Linked DNA regions of Mus musculus: region 2 is linked to region 1. Evidence: chromatin loops called from intact Hi-C (ENCODE). Cell type or tissue: heart. All regions are shown on one strand.

What was found. Hi-C counts contacts between places; a loop is a spot of excess contacts. Peaks named below come from ENCODE experiments on the same cell type or tissue, not always from the same donor. Only the 100,000 strongest peaks of a DNase experiment are listed, where the experiment ranks them.
Region 2: it touches region 1 in a loop (2.3-fold over the local background); 3 of 42 quality-filtered maps call a loop at or near these places.

Annotation. Positions count from the first base shown.
Region 1 is chr11:46,210,690-46,218,689 of GRCm38, forward strand. The region is part of intron 26 of Cyfip2 (cytoplasmic FMR1 interacting protein 2); the gene reads right to left. Among named protein-coding and RNA genes, the nearest start is that of Fndc9, 21 kb to the right of the region's middle. In heart, CTCF peaks have their summits at 4,874 (motif pointing left) and 6,172 (motif pointing right); a DNase peak (open chromatin) is centred at 4,882; H3K27ac peaks cover 5,958 bases.
Region 2 is chr11:46,148,831-46,156,830 of GRCm38, forward strand. Nipal4 (NIPA-like domain containing 4) reads right to left here. Exons shown (of 6, transcript NM_172524.3): 3 at 7,936-7,992; 4 at 5,774-5,864; 5 at 2,431-2,591; 6 at 1-1,944. The coding sequence ends at 1,316. Among named protein-coding and RNA genes, the nearest start is that of Gm35624, 13 kb to the right of the region's middle. In heart, no CTCF peak of the experiment used is centred here; no DNase peak of the experiment used is centred here.

The DNA of each region.
Region 1 (8,000 bases):
AAAGATGAGCACAATGCTGGTCATGTACCAAGTGATTAATAATCTCAGAATAAAGCTGAAGATACAGGGGCTGGGGATACAGCGGCTGAAGATACAGGGGCTTAGGTGATACAGCTGAAGATACAGGGGCTGGGGATACAGGGGCTGAAGATACAGGGGCTTAGGTGATACAGCTGAAGATACAGGGGCTGAAGATACAGGGGCTTAGGTGATACAGCTGAAGATACAGGGGCTGGGGATATTGCTTAGGTGATACAGTGCTTGTCTAGGTCCTAGTGCTTGGGAGGTGGAGGCAGGAGGATCAGGGGTTGACGGCCATCCCCGACTACATGCCTAGTCAGAGGCCAATCTGGACCACAGGAAACCCTGTCTCCCTATCTTTCTTTTTTTCTTTTTAAGTCAGGTGTGCAGACATGTGAGAGACAGGAGACATATTAGACTCTCTTGAGTTTGGGAGTTTGGGACTTCCTATGTAAGCTTGGAAGTTTCTTCTCTATTTTAAAATCAAAAGCCTCTGGTCTCTCGATAGATAGGAGTGGTGTTTATGTAGGTGTGCTGCAATCAATATTTGCTTTTGTTTTAGGCTACACCCGGGGCAGGCCACAGATGCAGAACAAAACATAAATATTATTTTCTTAAAAAGAACACACTGCGGTGGTAACACAAGAGCACAGGCTTCAGGAGCGGGAGGAAGGTGGTGACAGGTTTCAGGGGCCCGAGGAAGGCGGTGACACTGTTGCTGCTTCCTAACTGAGATTGTGCTCCTGTTATGAATCATAATGTAAATATATGTCTTAGGCAACCTCTGTGAAAGGGTCTCCTGACCCCAACCCCAAGGGGTCATAGCCTGCAGGTCGGGAACCACAGCTCTAGAGGCTTCCCAAGCCGCCACTGCATTTTTTATTTCAAAACCTGGCAGACTGCTCCCATTTCTGCAGGGCCCACACTAAGCTGCAGAATGAACCCTCCAGCCATAGCCCGTGCTTCTGATGCAAAGCCAATCAATGACCCTGCAATCACTGACCAAGAAAGAATCTCAGAGGGGTTGTCATATGTCTGGGGCTGGCATGTCATGGGACATGAGAGGTCAGGGAGAAGAATGTCAAGTGCAAAGATTTAATACCATCCAGGAGATGAAAATCCGGTCCCACACACTGAGTGCCAGGATGGAAGCCAGGCAGACTCAGTAAAGCTTCCTTTCAGCATGCCCCTGCCTCAGCTCTGCCCTGAAGAGGGGCAACCCTCAGAGGAGTTAGGTTTAGGTATTTCCCCCTATTGAGCACCACGAGAAAGAATTGGTTTGTTTGTTTTTCCCTGAAAGCCCCTGAAATGAAAGGCAAGTCATCTAGCTATGACCTGCGGGAAAACAGAGGCCAGCAGAAGGTTCTCTTGGGACTGCCTGTAGGTCCCACATGGCCTCTTTCTAATCTGGATTGAACAACTTCACAGTTCATTCGAATTTTCTTGTTCTTGAGCTGACACTTCCTGGTCAAGCATCAGATAGCTGGGGCAGAGTTCAGTACTAGCTGAGGCCCAAGTTTTACAAATGAGATAAAAGAACTGGCTCTGAGGTACAGGCTACCAACGAGAATCCTCCCATGGGCTGGAGGTGGCTGGGAGAAACACAAGTTTTCCTAACTTCGCATCTGCATCTTCCTGCTGTGTTGTAACTACTGTAGCTACCCAGGACCTCTTTTCCTAACTTTTCTGATTCCTGGTTGGTTTTCTTTCCCCTCCTCCAATGCTACAGGGTGAATAGCCTTAGAAGGTCCATGCAAAGACCCCCAGGGGATAGTTTGTCACCATGGCTGTGACTGTTCTGAATCATAGACAAAAAGCCAGGTCCCACTGCTACATAATTACCTTCAACATCAAACACTGAGATCAGCTAAAAGTAAAAGACTTCTCAGCAACATAGAATATATAATCAGAGTCTCATTTGATTTAGCTTTTTAAGTCTCATTTTTATAGCTTTTTTTTTTTAACCATGATGTAAAGTCTTTTGTGTGCATGTGTATTTGTGCATGAGACAGTACATGTGTGGAGGCCAGAGTACAATTGTGTGTGTGTGTGTGTGTGTGTGTGTGTGTGTGTGTGTGTGATGTATGTGTGGAGGTCAGAGGATAACGTCAGATGTTGGTCTTCACTTCCTAGCCTTAGCCACTGGATATTATTGAATGCTGCACACACCAGGCCGGCCAGTCCTGTAAGCTTCTGGGGACTCTCCTGTCTCTGCCTCCCATCTCATCAATGTTGGACCACCAGGGTGGCTGATGTGTGCTCCTGCATCCAGTCTCTGGGGATCCAAACTCAGGTCTTCATACTTCTCCCACTTGTACCTTATTCTCAGACCCATCTCCTCAGCCCCCAGAATGAGTTTTCTAAAGCAAGAAACGACTTTACAAAGAGAAATGCTTTGGTACCAGAGCAGGTGCCAAAGTCAGTAATGCAGAGCTGGGAAGGCACGAGAGGAGTCTGAGGCCAGCCCTGCGTATACAGAAAGACCCCTGTCTCAGAAGAGAAAGAGTCAATGTCGCCTCATCTGGGGACTGCAGTGTGACCATTCTGCTTCTGCACACGTAGCTAAGGGCTGAGCTAACAATCACTCTCAGGACATCTGCATGGACCAAGCATCACACTAAAGTGCATCATTCCTGGGATGCCCGCTAATGGACTGTGGTGAGGGAGGCCTACAGAGCTAACCGGACCCAGGCCTCCTGTACAACTATTTGTTGTTAGCAGAATTAAGTAAAAGTGAACAGGCATTTGGCGTCAGGATCCAAAACTGATTTACTGTAAGGAACCCACATCAAAAGTCTTCAAAGGGTCTGTAGGTGAATTCTGTGCAGCTCTCTGCTTTAACATTTTCTTTCCCATTTATACTTCATTTAAAACGGAGGGGCCGGAAGGACTTCTGCCAAATGCCCAAATCCAGTATGTTTGCAATGTGCTGAGTCTTTGAGGCAGGGGACTCGGCTTCTCTTGGCTAAAGCGAATCACAAAGATCCACCGTGCTTAGATTTAAAACGTCCTTGTGACCCTCATGATGTCAGATTTATGTGGAAAATGGCCTTTGACTCTATCAAGCTCTGCTCCTGGGTTGAAAGAAAATGACCATTTTCAGCTGATTTCCTAGAGAGAATCATGAGACCAATCTCAAAAGAGTGTTTTCTTAAGTAACATCTGGCTTTAAGTCTTAAGGCAATAAAAAGACAAATTCCACTCATGTATTAGGTGGCTGTCTTTGTCAAGTATGCTTGAAGAACTAACTCAGCGAATGAGGCTAAGCGCCTCCCACTACCCCCATCTGGACTCTGGCTTTCTGGTATGAAGGGGGCTCAGGGCCAGGCCTAGCCAGCCAGCAAGCACAGCTCTAAACATTCCCTTATATGGACACACATGTTGTTAGTGTGAGTGTTTCCTGAAGGGCCTGTGGAACAGGCCAGAAATCAGGCTTCCCACACCCACCACGACCCTCTGCAGTGAAAGTATGAGCGGTGGTTTCAGTCCTCATTTGGGTCTCTATTTGCGGATAAAAGTCCACCCAGAACACACCATGTCCGTTCCTGCTGCTGCACAGGCTTCTGGGTCTCAACAGCTCTCTGCAGGGCAAACTAAGTCTGCATTTTGTTGTGTCTCCTCGCCAGGGTAGGCTGCACCATGGATGCTGTTCTCTCCCCTGCCTCTTCTGACTCATGTCCTAGGTGACACTCACCTCTTACCCTCCCCACATATGCTCGGCTGTCAGGGGAATAATAGAATTATCACCCTGGCTCAGATTTATGTCTGATCAACAGGGAAAGACCTGTAGCCGAGACACCGTGGCCTACAAAGCAATGTACAACACCAGCATTTTTTCCTTTGACAACCTGCGGGGTGAAGTCTTTGTTGGAACCAGCCTGCGTGGTGACACCTTTCTAACTTGTGCTGACCTTTAACTTTCCAGCCCTCCAGATAATATACATTTAAGTGTGCAAACATTTCCTTTTAAGGAAGACATGACTGCTGCAATGCCTGGGAAAAATCAAGAATGGAAAGCAGAAGCTGAAAACCCTCTGCTCTCTCACTGCTCTCTCTACCACCCTCGCAGACTTCCAGTCTTCTATGCTTGGCTCGCCAGACCTTTAAAGTTAACAGAACGGCCAGTTTTATGGGTGAGAAAGGCTGGCCTACAAGCATCTGGAATAATATTCTTCAGGAAGTGAGCAGTGACTATCTTAACACAACAGTGTGATTTCTGTTTAGTTTCTGCTTATCTGGGTTTTGCCGACTGGGAATTGACTTCAATCGCCCAGTGAGAGAAAACAGAGAGAGGTGAGCATGGGCAGAAACCGGAGGCAGAAGGTCACACTCGGGGCTGGCTCACTCAACTGCAGAATGTAAAGCCGACAGCCACCCAGCCTTCTGTCCTGCAACCAGCTCCTTAACTAGCTTAACCAGCTCCTTAACTAGCTTAACCAGCTCCTTAACCAGCTTAACCAGCTCAGCTCTGCAGATGTCCTTGTCCCTTAGTGGGTGGCTTCTGCACGCTGAACCACACCTGGATCTTGGCCCATCTCCTGTGCTAGCTATAATCCCAGGGACATCGGCACCCTCAGAATCGTAACGTTCTATCAAAAGACATCTGTTCAAAAGGTCTGCTCACAGAGAAAAGAGATGCCGTAGCAGTTCACAAAGATGCGAGGGAATCAAAGCTCCCTAACATGTCTGAGTGAGAATAAAAATTAACCAGTCTGGGAAATTGTCTGGAGTTGTCTAGTTTCACCATCTGCAAAAATAACCTGAAGTTGCCCTAGATAAGGTACTCTCCATAGGGTCAGGCAATCTCTGGAGTCAGCCTTGTTGTTGCTGAAGACGCTACTGCCACCTAGTGGATGGAGTCAAGGACTGCTGCTTGGCATTCTGTAAGGACAGAACAGGACTCCAACAAAGGATTATCTGGTCTCAGGGGCAGCAGGGCTGAGGCTGAGACTCTGCTCTGTCTGATTCAGTAAGCTGAGTCTGGACTCACTGTAGGAATAACACTCGCAGCAACAGGCTGTTGTGACTGTGGTCCACTGCACTGCAAAGACAGAAATAAGCAACAGCTACAGAGGTAGATGGGATGCTTGTCACACAGCTTGTGTGTGCATGCGTGTGTGTGTGTGTGTGTGTGTGTGACACAAAACTGGCTGATGTGTAATAAGAACGTGGGAACCACAGAGTCATCACTGGGGAAATAGGAATCACCAAGTTGAGAGAATGGCAAAAGAAACAGATTCCACTCAACAGCTGTTCAGAGCCTGCTACAACCAGTCATCAACAGATACTTGGTAAACAGTCAAGTATGGCATGGTGCTCTACACCTGTGCTCTCAGCACCCAGGAGGCTGAGACAGGAGGACCTCAGGCTTGCGACCTGAGACTGTGTCAACAGTCACCATAGCATTTGCCCTGTACCTAGAAGGACGACATTATTTCAATATAAGTCCAAACAGAATTAGAGTTCTGTCTTCTTCTAAACACAGTGTGAATTCCAGATAATGCACTCTGTGGTTGGTTTCACCTTGAAAGACTAAACCAACCACAAAGGGGGGAAATGAACTTAGCAACCTTAGAAACAGCTTGTCCACAAAAGCCCGCTACACTCTATCTACTATGCCTAGAGCCATAATATGTAAACAACACCTACAAACCAATGGGGAAGCCTGAGTAAAGAGTTCACAAAACTCTTAACAGGATTTTATCTAAGAGGGGGTACAAATGACCAACCACACACAGCAAGGGCTTGGTGCCCTTAGACCCATCAAAACCACACTGAGATGCTGGGACACGCCCAGAATGGCCGCAATTAAATACAACTGCCTACCTAAGACACGTCCAGTGTTCACCGTATCTAATCCACAAGAGTACCCGATGGTCAGCAGCCCCAAATGTGCACACTGCTAGTGACAAAATGCCCCATGTTGGTGAGGAAGAAACGGTTTCTTTGGGCCCACAGTTTTGGGGGTCTGAGTTCACTATGGCAGGGAAGGTGAGCAGCAAGGCAGAGAAGCCTATATCATGTCGTCCAGAGAGCAGAGAGAGAACACACCCGCACGTTTACTCTTGAAAAGATTTTCTTTATTGCGTATGGGTATTTGCCTGCATATACATGTATGTACATCATGCTTGCAGTACCATCAGCGGCCAGAAGAGGGGGCCAGATACATCAAAACTAGAGTTACAGTTGGTTCATGTGGGCGATGGGTAATTAATTATTGAGCCATTTCTCTAACTCTATACACGGCCCCAATTTTTCCTACTCACATCCACAGCCCACCATGGTGCCACTTACATTCAGGATGAGTCATTTCCTGTCATCCCTCTAGTTATGTCTTATAGAAATGCCCTTCATAGACACAACTAGAGGGTGTGCCTTGCTCACCTCTTAGGTGCTTCTAGACACAATCAGACTGCAAGTTACGATTAGCCACTAGCATCCAGTCGCTCTAAAACAGACTATTTAACTCACCTACTAACACAATGAGAACCGTCTATAATAAAAGCTGCACAGAAAGTATCGGACGATAGACATCGGACAGGAAAGGAGAAACACATGACGTAATTTCATTTAGATAAGCTCCGAGGAGAAAACCAAGCTCTGGGGGCAGAAGTCAGACCCATGGCGGCTTTGAAAGTACGTAAGGTGGCAGAGAGAACTGCCTACCCCATGGTGACTGCCCTGCTTCTAGACTTGGTGGTGGTGGGGTTACATGGGCTTGGTGCTTATAAGGGTATTTACGTAAGATTTACACAGGTGACTGCACGTGTTCCTTAAAGACCCCACACAACTCCACCAAAGAGAAGAAAGCCAGGTAGATGATCTTTTACAGTCCTACCTCAGCCTCAAACTTGAGACCCATACCACGTAACTTAATGAAGAAAAGACATCCTTTCCAATGCACATTCTTTATACTTTGAAATGAAAGCTGAATTACCGCCATCGACTGGGAAGGTGGGTCACGGGTAATACAAGAAGCTACCTGTAACTGATTTATCAATATGACAGCCATGACAAGTGAAAGCTGGAAATCTATTAGAAGGCAGAAAGTCTGGCAAGAAACATGGCAACAGGATTCGCCCACAACCCCCTGCAGCTACTGATCATTACCATTTTAAACCGATGTCCAGGTCAATGCTAACGCGCCAACACGAATTCCAAGTATTAAGCCATTCTTGGTGCGGCTAAATGCCCCATTGACCTCTGCCTCTCCTTCCTGAAATCCAGGGACAACTGACTGCTGATCATTAGGTCTGATTAGTTCCCGTTCATTCCTTAATGGGTTATTCTACAGGTTGTCTGTTTTACAACTTGTAACCCCGCGTTGCATTTACAGACTTGCATCTTTTTTATTTTATTCTACACTCTCTCTTGTGCTCAAGGTGAGAACGGCTGCTTGACCTTATTCTTGTGAAGGGCGTCGGTCTCAGAAGAACGGATGGTCCGGTTCTGCTGCTCTTTCAGGGGAGGTCATTAACCTTCCCCTCCCTCCGTCTTCCTTCCTCTCCCCATCCTCCCATCCCCTCCCACACCCACACTAACTCTTTTCCCTTCTTCTCCTCTTCTCCTCCCATCCTTTCTCTCTTTGCCTTTTTAATAGGAACAATTGATACACCACTTACATATTTAACTTCCACCCTCTATATTCAAAAGGCTCTGGACCCCCATGCCCTGTTGTCAACCCAGCAAGCACAGAATAGTCGGAGATCTCCCCATCTGTCAGAGTAGGAACGCCTTGGGGAGCATGACTCCTGTCTGTGTCACCCCACTTTGCCCAGCCAGATTGTCCTTTTGTCCTTAGCGACAGATCTGGAAAGACAGTTCCTCTGGAGTTAGCCCACAGTGAGAGCAGCCTCTCCTGTCTAAAGCGAGGGCTCTCCCCGCTTCTGAATGTGGGAGCTCACATGTCTGCTCTCCCCTCTTCTACCTCCTCCTTGTGCTCTCGAGGCCTTGATCAATTTTTGCTGCTTCTCCTTATG
Region 2 (8,000 bases), 62 kb before region 1:
TATGCTCCTTGTGTCAAGTCTACACTTTCACAGCTGTAAGAACTGGAAGAAAAGGCTCTCTCTCTCTCTCTCTCTCTCTCTCTCTCTCTCTCTCTCTCTCTCTCTCTCTCTCCAGCTGCTATTCTCTGACTGCTTCTGGCCAAATGTAAGGTCACCAAAAGTGACCCTAAGAGCAGGTGATGGTGGAGGACTCATGGCATGCTGTTTCCAGTGTGGGCAGCTAGGTTGTCAATGGAGATAAACTCAGTTCCAGTTGGGCCAACAAGGCTGTGTCAAGCCTGCACTCCCATTTGATTATTGGGATTCTAATCCAATTCCACTAGATACAGCTAGGAAATTTCCCCAGAGGTCTGGTCCTTGCTCGAATCTGAGTCAGGCCAAACATTATGTCCAGGTTTCCATAGAGCCCATGACTCCATTCAGACAACCATGACATTGTGTCTTATACTCTCCCCCTCTTCCCCAAGTCATATCATAGTCAATTTCTTGATGCAAAGAAATTGCATTCTGCTAAATTCCAGCATGACAGCACAGTGCTGTTCTCTTCCCAGAGGCTGCTAGGTGAACATGGGTTTGAACAGCGGAGCTGGACTAGGAGGCATCCCCTGCTGTTGGTTCTAAGGCTACAGCCTACACGTGTCAGTGACTGGTATCTTGGGATGGGCAGAGAGGGAAGGATAGTAGTGCCTGCCACTGGAGGCACAGACAACAAGATGTGACCTCAAGTGCTTGGAGAATGGGCCAGTTGAAACTTCCCTGAGACATCAGGTGGTATTCACAGTAAGAAGGTCAGCTGGGGTCTTGCTTCTGTCTACAAGAAACACCAGGCTACTTAGTATGTGCTACACACCTTGGCATGACGAGGCATGCAGATTGCTCTGCACTCCCCCACAAGCTCCATTCCCGGGCTAAGGACTGAGAAGTCCAGCCTGACAGGCTAATTGGTGTGAAGGAGTTCCCGATGACCGATAGCTGAGGGAAGTTCTTGAGCTGGGCTACATTCAGCAGGTCAAATTCTACCAACAACATGGTGGTGTTGAGGGACCCAGAGGGGAGAGGCTCTGGGGACTTGCTGGTTCTAACAGAGACTTGTGGATTTAGTCACCAAGGCTGTATCTCCAGGAAGTCCTGCCCCTACCTTACTGGGTAGGGATTTTTCTTCTTCGTCTAGGAACAGCAGTGAGGTATAAATGAATATCTCAAAAAAAGAAACTAGCCCTTGGCAACAGATGTGCTGAAAGTAACCAGGTAGTTGTGAACTTGAGAGGTCAGGCTGGACCATTGGCTGCCTCCTCTTACTCATGCATTCCAGGCTTTAAGAATCGGTCATAAATACTTTGGGCTTCTGTTGGGGTGATGGTGTGCTGGCAAGTTCTATGTTATCTACAAGGACATTCTTGTCTTCTAGTTTAATGACTGTGGGCTCTGGGGCGGGAGCTGGAGTTGGGTTTTTGTGCGTGTGGGGCAAGCTGATTTGGTTGATGTCCAAATCCTTGAAAGCGTGAAGCATAAAAACACCCAGGATGATGGTGACGAAGCCAGACAGGGTGCCCACAATGTCCACAGCAGACATGGTATACCACTCCTTGAAGAGGACGATGGAGGAGGCCACCACCACCGTGGTGAAGAAAACGTAGTAGATGGGGAAGACCAATGAGGTGTTGAAAATATCCAGTGCCCTGTTGAGGAAGTTGACCTGGATGATGATAGAAAGACCCAGGATGAGGGACAGGATGTAAGGGAGAGGGTGCCGCACAACTGGTAAGCCCTGGAAGAAGTTCCTAATGGTGACACCAAGCCCCTTGACGGCAGTCACGGAGAAGGATCCGATCACGGAGCAGATGATGATGTAAATGAGGATATTCCTTTGCCCGTAACGTGGGGCAACAATGAAGATGAGGATGAGGCAAGACACCACCAGAAGGACAGCAAAGACGATGAACCCTTCAGGAAGGATGGGTAAAAGTTATTCAGCAAAGGACTCAAGGGTATCTAGGGCCCCAGACTTATAGCCCAACAGAGGTGGGTTCTAGTCCCAGCCTCAGACCTTATAGTAACCCTTTTTAGTAACTTATGCAAGTTACTAAACTCTTTAGACCTTAGTTTCCCCATTTGTTAAAAAAAAAAAAAGAACAAAACAATGGGATTCCTTTTATCTTGAAGAGCTGTTCTATGAGCTGATGCATCGTCTTGCATAAAATGTTTTATAATAAAAATAATGTGTATTTAGAGACATGCCTGGCACATGATAAATTATAAATACTACGTATTTACATCAATCCGGGAAGCCTTGCAAGCAGGTACCATCCAGCTTCCTCTCTGCTGTTCATCTTTTCCTCAAGGGGGCAGCCTGAAGATGGCCAGAGCCCAATTACTCTATACACAATTCATCCCCTTGTGTTTTCTGCAAACCCAGTGCTTGAAACCTACCTGTGTCTTTCATCTTGGAAGCCATCTCTGCAACAGTGGTGACCTTCTCCTCTTTGGGGGCATGTATGACCATCACTGTGCTGCCAGCCATACAGATCACACAGCCCAGTTTCCCCAGTAGATTCAGGCTCTCTCCCAGGCAGTAGGAGGAAAAGATGGCACTGTATAGGGGGATGGGAGAGAGGGATTGAAGGGGGTGCCTATCCCAGACCTACAAAAGACACACTGGGGGTTGAGTGAATACTTATGGAGAACAACAGTCCAGAACTCACTTCTCTCTGTAGAAGGCTTCCTAGATTCCCTCTGTCTAACCCCAAACCTTTCAAAAGTAGAAACACACTTCTAGGGGATTGTAATGTGTGCTGGACAAGCAGAAATACACATAGATCTCCTTGGTTGGTCTATTGTCAAGTTGACACAGCTAAAGTAATCTGAGAAGAGGTGACCTCAGTTCAGCAAATGCCCCCATCAGATTGGCCTGTAGACAAGCAATGGAGGGCATTTTCTTGATTGATATGGATGAACTGTGGGCAGTACCATCCCTGGATAGTCCTGGGGTGTATAAGAAAGCAAATTTTACAAGCCAAGAGGAGCAAGCTCCTATATGGCTTCTACTTTAGTTTCTGCCTCAAAGTTCTTGGCTTTCCTCCATGATGCAATATGTAAGCCCAATAAATCCCTTCCTCTCCAAGTTACCTTTGATAATGATGTCTCATCATAGCAATAAAAAGCAAACAAAGACAAGTTGAAAGAGCCTTTCAAAGTACTCTTGTCTGACTCCCCATTGACTGAACCTATTGTTCGGCAGTATTGCCAGGAGATGTTTTTCAACCATGGCTTGTATGCATCTGGTTGCATGAAGCAAGCCAAATGCGTACATTGCGGGTTCACACTATGTACCCCACATACGTTTTCTGTCAATTTCTGTTCCTTGTTCCATTCCTGTTCCTTGGGTCATAGAATATGAATCTACTTCTCTTTCACTTGCATATGGCAATATAAATCACCACAACAATAATAACAAACACTATGTTTGGGGCCATGAATTTCTTAATAAGTTCTGTGTTAGAGTCAATCTGGCAACTCTGTGAATTAACATATACTGCTCCCACTTTACAGATAAGAAAACTGAGCTCATAGAAGTTTAAATGATTCGGCAAAGTCCTTTGACTGGTAAGTGGCAAAGGCAGGTTTTGAGCAATACTTTGATCTTATTACAAAGCTAGTGAGTTTTCCTCTATGTTAAAGAGAACTTTTATGCTTTCTAGAATCTTTCCTGAGTAAAATCCTTCTAGCTCCTTGGTGATATCATTTCTGTTCTTTCTGATTGTCTAGGTAAGGGAAGAAAAAGGGGGACTGGGCAGGCTGGGAATGAGCCATGAGCTCACTTGCATTATGAAGGCAGCATTAGTTCACACTAAAAATGTATTGGTTGTCCTGGGACCTAGGTAACATCAAAAAGTCTTGGCTTGTAAGCAAGCCTGTGGGACATTTTCTTGATTGATGATTGATGTGATTCGGACCACTCAGTTCCCTGTGGGCGGTGCCATCCCTGGGTAGGTGGTCCTAGGGCTATATGCAAATTAGGCAAGGCTGGAGAAGCAAGCCCCAACTATTTCACACAGGCACCAAGCAGTTAAGAATCCCATGCCTCAGGGGGCTGGTGAGATGGCTCAGTGGGTTAGAGCACCCGATTGCTCTTCCGAAGGTCCGGAGTTCAAATCCCAGCAACCACATGGTGGCTCACAACCATCCGTAACAAAATCTGACTCCCTCTTCTGGAGTGTCTGAAGACAGCGACAGTGTACCTATATATAATAAATAAACAAAATCTTAAAAAAAATCCCATGCCTCTCAAAGCAAGCCCCAACTATTTCACACAGGCACATCCCAGGAATGGGATTTGGGAAGCACCTCTACTGAGCAGAGACACCAGTCAGGCCAGTTGTGCACTGAAGAGTCGGAAATCTACTTGCTTCACAATTGTAAATGTTGTGAAATTATCACCAAGTGAAACAACACAGAAGATATTATGGGTGCCAGGTGTGGTTGGCTGCGGTTTACCAGAGCTCCAGAGGTAGCTCCTAAATGAGAGTACCCTTCCGATGTGGCTTAAGGACCCCCACAGAAGTACCTACGTCCATAGCTTGAGAGAAATGGGGTGATGAGAGGCACAAATGCTTAGGCGTAATTATTTTATTGTTTGGGTTGTTTGGGGGTGTTAGCAGTCAAACCCGGGCATACTAGGTGAACACTCCTATATCACCAGCTCTACCATCTTTTAGTTTTAAAATTGTTGTTTGCTAAGTCTTTCACGAGAGGCAACATAGTATATAGCACAGCTGCTCACATCTGGCGGGGAATTATCCCGCATAGGGTGGAGCCTGGCCTGGTAGCAGAGTCTTCATATTGCCATACGCAAGTAGAAAAGGGGTTGCTCTACCACCCAAGGAAAAGAAATAGGTCAAGTAGAACTTGCTAGAGAGTTACTTTGGCCAAAGCACTTAAACCCTCTGGGTCTTGGGAACAAATGGAAGGATTAAGTTAGTTACTACACGGGTTACACTCAGACGATCTAATGGGTAGTTTTCCTCTGTAAATTGTAGCCGCAGCTGCTTGGAGCTAGTTTTTTTTTTTTTTTCTAAATCCATTCACTATGTTGTAGCCCCATTTAGCAGTCTGGGTGTGTATCATTAGCATTCTATTTTGCATATGAATGAATTAAGGCTTGACTGCGAGACTTTTGAATCCATAACTGCTAAGGTTTAGGTATGGATTAGTACTTGGGCCTGGGAAAATGGCAAGCATGAGGACCTGAGTTCAAATCCCCAGGACACACCTAAAAACTAGGTGTGCTGGCTTGTGCCTATAATCCTTGTGCTGGTGAGGCAGAGACCAGAGGATTCCTGAGCTGATTGGCCAGTCAGCCTAACCAATTAATTGGTGAGCTCCAGACTAGCCAATTGGTGAGGTCCAGGCAGTGAGAGACATTGTGAAAAACTAAGGTAGAAACTAAGGAAGACAATGAACTCTGCCCTCTGCCCCCCACAGTCAGCTTACACAGAAGTGTAAACAGATGCACGTGCAACTGTATGCACACGTATTCCCGTATACATGTACTACATGTACACTATAAACAAAAGAACACTAGGGCTCATGTTCTTAGTTCATTGAGGGGATACTGAGGCCCATGGCAGCCATCAGTCTTAGGGCCTGGAGCTCTGAATAGCATGGTCCTTCTTCCCAGGCCTGGACCAGTTTGGGGTTGATGCTCCCACTTTGGTAAATTCAGGTCTCAACAAATTGAAAACAGGAAAGAGGTGTCAAAAGAGGGGACAGTGACCTTATGAGGACGCTCAGTGCTCCCAGCGGTGTGACAACCGTCGCAGGTGCAAATGCATAGGCCCCGAAGTTGGCAACTTCTCCAGCAGACACTAGGAAATTAGAGGGGAAAAGAGGCCAGTGTAACTCCAAGGCACCACGTCCATTCCAGATGAATCTGGGCAGAGATGGCGTCGGTCAGTTCAACTGCAAACTAAAACCCAAGACCAGCACTCCCTCAGATCCCATCCGGATGCTGTCTCCTTGGAGACAAGGTCAGACCCAGACTCTGTGTTCTCCCACTGTACTATAAAGGTGGCAAGGCCCAAGTCCTAAGCTCACAGTGACCTGAAAAGCTGCCATGTTTTGGATGTCCTTTAACTTTCAGTACATACTCTGTAAAGTGTGTATCACAGGCTGACATGCCTTCATGTCTATCTTTAAAATAAGTTCTAGAAAATCAGTTATTAAATAAACTTTGGATTCTTTGAGTACCACTTGGTCCATCAACTATTCTTTACTAGGGGAACTGTGGACAGTTGTGCTGATTAGTTGTTTTGTTGTCGTTGTTGTTGTTGTTGCTGTGGTTGTTGTTACTGTTTTCATCAATTGGGCATAAGCTACTCTCATCTGAGAAGGAAAGCACCCCACCAGGCTGGCCTGAAGGCAAGTCTGTGAGGACATTGTCCCGATTGCACATCTTAGCAAGTGGCCCTGGGATTTATAAGAACACGAGGTGAGTGAGCTAAGAGAAGTACACCAGGAGGGAACACTCTTCTGTGGCCTCTCAGTTTCTGAGTTCTTGCCTTGGCTTCCCTCAGTGAGGGACAGACCTAGGGTAGCTTTACAGAAGCCTGTAAGTCAACCAAACCCTCGCCTCCTGGAGTTGCTCTGGGTCAGTGTTCTATCACAGCAAGAAGAACCAAACTAAGGCAATAGTCTAAGACAGGAGGCTTAGAGATGGCTGAACCACCAAAGAGCCAAGAATACTTTCCATTTATCTGAGCCTCTGGTCTGCCCTTGCCTACAGAACCTTTTCCATGTCTCCTGTGTGCGGGGAGATGGTGAGTGGGATAGCTCTGCCCAAGGTAAGGATTAAAACCCTATTTGGATGAGTATTGATGTTATTTTCTACCTAGAAGAATTGGGCTTTGGGGGCTAAGAAGATGTCTCAGCGGTTAAGGTCGCTTGCTGTGTAAGCAAGAAGACCTGAGTTCAAGTCCTCAGTACCCATGTAAATCCCAGTCATGGCTGAGTGTGCCTGTAGCTCCAGCATGGTAGGGTGGAGACAGAACTTATTGGCCGGCCAGCCTAGCATCAATGGGGAACCTCATGTTTAGTGAGAAACCCTGTTTCAAAAATTAAAGTGGAAAGCACTAGGGGAAGACACCTGACATCTTCCTCTGGTCTTTGCATGTATATGGGTGGGCAGGAACATCCTCTCCCCACTATATGCATGCATCACGCGAGCGAGTGCGCACGCGCACACACACACACACACCCCACCACCACCACCACTACCACCACCATCATCAAAAATTATTTTTTAAAATAATTGGGCTTTGATAGCCAGAAAGAGCATGTGGAGAGCAGGAGTGATGTGAAAGTGTACAAGTCTAGACAAAGTAGCGGGGCATCCATGCTCAAAGTGGGCCGAGCTCTTAATTGCATGGAATAGGGAAGTTACTTTAGGTTCCCAAAGTCTACAGATGGAGACCCATGACTGTGTCCAAGAGAAGGTGTTACCAGTGCCCTGTATTTCAGTAGTAGCTGAAAGAATACATGTGTAGAATTTGCTACGTAACTGAGGGTGACTTAGAACTTCTGCCCCTTCGCCTCCGCCTCTGGAGTGCTGGGATGACAGGCACGTTCACTGCGCTTGTTTTATGTAGCACTTAGGATTGAACTGAGGGCTTTGTGTGTGCTAGGCAAATGCTCTCCCACCTGAGCTACACCCCAAGCCTCTGCACCTGTATCGTTATCTTCATGGAAGGGGCCTCCTTTAGAGCTGAGAAAAGTGATTGCACAGAGTAAGATGTCTGCAGAGGCAAGATTTTCCCAAGGAAGTTGACCTTGGCTCCCAGTGTCTATAACAGAGACAGAACCCTTTCATCTTGCCCTCCCCTTCATCTCCATCCCAGCTATCAGTAGATCACTGTTCTTAGTCGTGAAGAAGCCACTTACTGGTAGCCATTCCAGCCCACCACATTGGGTCCTTCAGGTAGCCGTAGCCTCCATTCACTGTAGAA